Linked DNA regions of Homo sapiens: region 1 is linked to region 2. A link is an interaction called in ENCODE POLR2A ChIA-PET data of the cell type or tissue named here. Cell type or tissue: A673. All regions are shown on one strand. Each heading gives the region's core, and the rest is flanking DNA. Links, peaks and the distances in the headings are about the cores only.

Region 1 (2,912 bases), core at 87-2,586, 74 kb after region 2:
GGTCCGGCTCCCTGTGAGGAGAAAGAGGGCAGTAAATAGGAGAGGGACAAAGTAGGCTGGTGGGGCCTACTCAGTCATGAAGGGATTTTTCTTTCCTAGGTCCTCTGCGTCTCCTTCCTCATCTTCCTGAAGACCCTCCTAGTCCAGCCCTGGAGAGAGGATGTAGGACCTGGAGGAGGGTGTACCTATCCAAAGGAGGGATCAGAAATAACAGGGGACGCCAGGCACAGTGGCTCATACCTATAATCCCAGCACTTTGGGAGGCCAAGGGGGACAGATCACTTGAGATCAGGAGTTCGAGACCAGCCTGGCCAACAGAGCGAAACCCTGTCTACTAAAAATACAAAAATTAGTTGAATGTGGTGGTAGGTGCCTGTAGTCCCAGCTACTCAGGAGGCTGAGGCAGGAGAATTGCTTAAACCCAGGAGGCGGAGGTTGCAGTGAGCCGAGATCAGGCCACTGTGCTCCAGCCTGGGTGACAAAGTGAGACTCTGTCTCAAAAAATAAAAAGGAGGGGGGAGGGGGAAAGTGGGGGCATTTCTCAAGGGATGGGCCATGCATGCTTTCTAATAGAAGAGTCAGGCAGGTTGACTTAAAAGATTTAAATAAAAGGCCGGGTGCGGTGGCTCATGCCTGTAATCCCAGCACTTTGGGAGGCTGAGGCGGGCAGATCACTCAGGAGTTCAAGACTAGGCTGGCCAGCCTGGTGAAACCCTGTCTCTACTAAAAATACAAAAAATTAGCTGGGCATGGTGATGCACACCTGTAATCCCAGCTACTCGGGAGGCTGAGGCAGGAGAACTGCTTGAACCTGGGAGGCAGAGGTTGCAGTGAGCCAAGATTGCGCCATTGCACTCCAGCCTGGGCAATAAGAGCAAGACTCCATTTCAAAAAAATAAAATAAAATAAAATAATTAAGTGAATCTGAATATAGGCTTTTTCACATATCCCTGTTAAATTTGATTTTACTTGTTCAGTCCATCATTCTGGATCACAGAGATTGCCCTAAACCCTACTTGGTGTTATCATCTCTCTCTCTTTTTTTTTTTTAGAGACAGTGTCTCACTATGTTGCCCAGGCTGGTCTTAAACAATCCTCCTGCCTTGGCCTCTCAAAGTGCTAGGATTACAGGTGTGAGCCACCGTGCCTAGCCATTATTATCTCACATACTGATTGTTCCTTCAAGCTTAGAGTCATTTACAATTTGATAAACATTTCCTCCATTTTTTTCATTGATAATGCCACTGCAGTCTAGCCTGGGTGACATAGCAAGACCCTGTGTCAAAAAAAAAGATAACAATGTTGTAAGTCAGGCTCCCTAGAAGCAGAGCCTGAGGCGGGGATTCAGCTGCACGTGATGTCTTCGGGGAGTGCTCCCATGAGAAGGAAGTGAGGGAAGCCACATGTGACAGAGGAAGAAGCTGAGCAAAGATGTGGTTTTCATCTAGAATCTAGCCTTAGCATGATCCCACAGAGAGCTCAGAAGTATGAATAGCACCACAGTGTTGGTCTCACCCTGGGGCAAGAGGACCAGCCTTTATACAACAGAGTCACACAGCACTGTTTGCAGGCTGCTGGGGGTGAGTAACCTCCCAGACAAGGCGACCCCTGTTGGCCAAAAATAACTCTCTAGAAAATGGGGCAGTTGTGAGTCATTATCAACCATCACTCCCTGCAGCTGGGGGAAAGATGCACCAGGCAGCTGTATGAGCTTAATTGTGTCCTCCAAAATGTCATATGTGGAAACCCTAACCTCCAGTACCTCAGAATGTGACTCTATTTGGAGACAGAGCCTTTTTTTTGTTGTTGTTTGTTTTGTTTTGTTTTTGAGACGGAGTCTCTCTCTGTCGCCCAGGCTGGAGTGCAGTGGCGCGATGTCGGCTCACCGCAAGCTCCACTTCCCGGGTTCAGGCCATTCTCCTGCCTCAGCCTCCGGAGTAGCTGGGGCTACAGATGCTCGCCATCACGCCCAGCTAATTTTTTGTATTTTTAGTAGAGACGGGGTTTCATCATGTTAGCCAGGATGGTCTCGATCTCCTGACCTCGTGATACACCCACCTCGGCCTCCCAAAGTGCTGGGATTACAGGCATGAGCCACCGCGCCCGGCCGACAGCGCCTTTAAAGAGGTAATTAACTTAAAATGAGGCTGTTAGGTTGGCCCCTAATCCAGTCTGACTGATATCCTTATAAGAAGAGGAATTAGGACACACAGAGAGACACCAGGAATACATATGCACAGAAGAAAGACCATTTGAGGACACAGAGAGACTATGGCCATCTGCAAGCCAAAGAGAGAGACTCAGAAGAAACCCATCCTGCACGTGCCTTGATCTTGGACTTCTAGCCACCAGAGCTATGAGAAAACACATTTCTGTTGTTTAAGCCAAAGCTAGTGGTACTTTTTGGTAGCTTGAGCTGACTGAGACAGCAGATGAACAGGATCTGGATGGCACCAACAACATCCACTACATCTTTTTTTTTTTTTTTTTTTTTTGAGATGGAGTCTCACTCTATCATCCAGGCTGGAGTGCAGTGATGTGATCTCGGCTCACCACAACTTCCACCTCCCAGATCCAACTGATTATCCTGCCTCAGCTTCCCGAGTAGCTGAAATTATAGGTGTGAACCACCATACCCAGCTAATTTTTAGCAGAGACAGGGTTTCACCATGTTGGCCAGGCTGGTCCGATTTTTTTGTATTTTTAGTAGACACGAGGTTTCACCATGTTGGCCAGGCTGGTCTCAAACTCCTGACCTCAGGTGATCTGCCTGCCTTGGCCTCCCAAAGTGCTGGCATTACAGTTGTGAGCCACTGCGTCCAGCCTCCCCTACATCTTCATGTATGCTCTCCACCCAAATCATCTCTCCTTTCCTTCCCCACCTCCTCCCAAAAACAGCTCATTTAAATCTG
Region 2 (2,912 bases), core at 261-2,760:
ACCTGGGCAAACACAAAACATTTTTTAAAAATAGATTTTGGAAAAACTAATTTTAAATAGTCAAAAATCATGCAGTAATTGAGTTTTTAAAATAAAATCATACTGTTTGAGCAACAAAAATAAGAAACATAAAATAATTGGTTATATGAGAAAATAATCTTTCACCTCCTCTCCCTGTTAAGCCTGGGAATCATAGTTAAGGTTTACTGATTTTTTTAATTCCTAAATTATTTCTCAACATAAAAAAATTTTCTTGAAAAAAATTAAGCATTTCTCTTATACCTGAAGTAGTTATAGTTCTTTAATATTTTATTTGAGTAGTTCAATCTCAAAGTCTATTGAAAACCATTTTTAATTATAAAAGAAGGTAATTGCATACAACAGTGTTCAGTGGTCCTTCTACAGTTAAAGCCTGTGATTCGGAGTACTGAAAAATTCCACAAGAAAATAAACCAAAAAGAGGCCGGGCGCGGTGGCTCACGCCTGTAATCCCAGCACTTCAGGAGGCCAAGGCGGGTGGATCACCTGAGGTCAGGAGTTTGAGACCAGCCTGACCAACATGGTGAAACTTTGTCTCTACTAAAAATAAAAATATTAGTTGGGCGTGGAGGTATGTGACTGTAATCTCAGCTACTCGGGAGGCTGAGATGGGAGAATCACTTGAACCCAGGAGGCAGAGGCTGCAGTGAGCCAAGAACACATCAATGCACTCTAGCCTGGGTGGCACAGCGAGACTCCATCTCAAAAAAAAAAAAATTAAAATTGAAAATAAACCGAAGATAGGTCATAGAAGGCTAAGTCCTTTCTATAAAACTTTCCTTAAAAGGTAATGAATATGAATAGGTTCTACAAATATATATAACTTGAAGATTTAATCACCTTTCAAGTGTGTAAGATGAATATTAAAGTTTTTTCTATAAAAATCTATTTTAATCAGTAGCAACATAGCTAACATATTATGTGACAAGCTCTGCTGTCAGCCCATACATACGTTTAATCCACATGAATATCCTGTAAAGCACATACAATTTTATGACCCCCATTTTAATGATGGACAAACTGAGGCTGCCACAACTTCCATGATCTACTCAAAGTTACACAGCCTTTATGTGGCGGAGCCCAGGCTCAAGGTAGATGTAACTGACCCAAGCCCCTGCTCTTACACGCTATCTTCAGTTAAGATTTAAACTCCCCTTTCTAAATGATGTCACTATTTCCTCTCCATATGGGTTTCATCTATCTAGAAAGGAAGCCTTGAAATAAGTAAAGCTCTAATTTAAATAGCACTTCAGCAATTAAGTAAAGCAGAAAACCCCAGAACCTATACGCTAACTTCCGAAACAAAATCTCCTGAAATGCCAACTCAATCATAAATTTTAAGATGCCAATCTTTCAGACCATATCTCATCCTTTGCTTTCCTAAGCTCCATCAGAAAAATATGGTTGGGTAGGAAGAGGATCATTCCCAAAGCCTAAACTCCAAGTTTCTTAGTTTGGCAACTATACTGTGCTTTGGGACTTTAAAATTATAAGCACAGTTCCCAGAGGAGAACATTTCCTTTATTAGCAATTGGCTTTGAAAATTCCATTCTCAGATGCTAAATATAACAAAATACCTTCTGACTTTTATAAATAAACATGCTCCAGATTATTTTGATACTAATGATTTTCTATTTACAAGACAGTTTTGCCACAGCAGTTAAGCAACTGTAACATTTTGAGGAATCTTTCAAGTTTACTCCAGAGCTTTTTTTTTTTTTTTTTTTAAGACAGAGTCTTGCTCTGTCGCCCAGGCTGGCGTGCAGTGGCGCCATCTCGGCTCACTGCAAGCTCCGCCTCCCAGGTTCACGCCATTCTCCTGCCTCTCAGCCTTCCGAGTAGCTGGGACTACAGGCGCCCACCACCACGCCCGGCTAATTTTTTGTATTTTTAGTAGAGATGGGGTTTCACCATGTTAGCCAGGATGGTCTCGATCTCCTAACCTCGTGATCCACCCGCCTCGTCCTCCCAAAGTGCTGGGATTACAGGCGTGAGCTACCACGCCCAGCCTCCAGAGCTTTTCTTTTCTTTTAAGACGTTGTTTGGCTCTTGTTGCCCAGGCTGGATGGAGTGCAACGGCGCAATCTCGGCTCACCGGAACCTCTGCCTCCCAAGTTCAAGCGATTCTCCTGCCTCAGCCTCCTGAGTAGCTGGGATTACAGGCATGCACCACCACGCCCGGCTAATTTTGTATTTTTAGTAGAGACGGGGTTTCTACTAAAACCCCGTTGGTCAGGCTGGTCTCGAACTCCTGACCTCAGGTGATCTGCCCACCTCAGCCTCCCAAAGTGCTGGGATTACAGGCGTGAGCCACCGCGCCCAGCCTATTCCAGAGCTTTTAAAGCACTGACTTGAAAATTGTTCACTGGATTCTTCTACTATGAAATTAAAAAGTTCTTGTTTCATAATGCATTTCCTTAAAATTTATTATTTCTAATTTCCTTGGGTTCTAACACAAGAATATTGGCAAAGCCAAAGTCATGGAAGTAGGTGTTTCCCAAACTATGAAACAGAATAAATCAGGATTTTTTAAAAGTTTACTATGGGCCGGGCACGGTGGCTCACACCTGTAATCCCAGCACTTTGGGAGGCCAAAGTGGGTAGATCACCTGAGGTCAGGAGTTCGAGACCAACCTGGCCAACATGGTGAAACCTCGTCTCTACTAAAAACACAAAAAAATTAGCCAGTCGTGATGGCAGGCACCTGTAATCCCAGGTACTGGGGAAGCTAAGGCAGGAGAATTGCTTGAACACGGGAGGTGGAGGTTGCAGTGAGCCGAGATTGTGCCATTGCACTCCAGCCTGGGCAACAAGAGCGAAACTCTGTCTCAAAAAAAAACAAAAAAACAAACCAACAAACAAAAGTTTACTAT

Evidence for each region. ChIA-PET counts read pairs that join two places held together with the same protein. Peaks named below come from ENCODE experiments on the same cell type or tissue, not always from the same donor. Only the 100,000 strongest peaks of a DNase experiment are listed, where the experiment ranks them.
Region 1: POLR2A ChIA-PET joins it to region 2 with 5 read pairs; 4 of 35 experiments call an interaction of 5 or more read pairs at or near these places.

The regions. Positions count from the first base shown.
Region 1 is chr20:5,055,581-5,058,492 of GRCh38, reverse strand. No RefSeq gene overlaps it. Among named protein-coding and RNA genes, the nearest start is that of SLC23A2, 56 kb to the right of the region's middle. RefSeq lists an enhancer at 1,518-1,567. In A673, for the core only: a CTCF peak has its summit at 1,600 (motif pointing left); no DNase peak of the experiment used is centred there.
Region 2 is chr20:5,129,947-5,132,858 of GRCh38, reverse strand. All of the region lies in intron 1 of CDS2 (CDP-diacylglycerol synthase 2), which reads right to left. Among named protein-coding and RNA genes, the nearest start is that of CDS2, 4.4 kb to the right of the region's middle. RefSeq lists an enhancer at 1-290. In A673, for the core only: no CTCF peak of the experiment used is centred there; a DNase peak (open chromatin) is centred at 1,208; H3K4me3 peaks cover 1,046 bases; H3K27ac peaks cover 2,500 bases.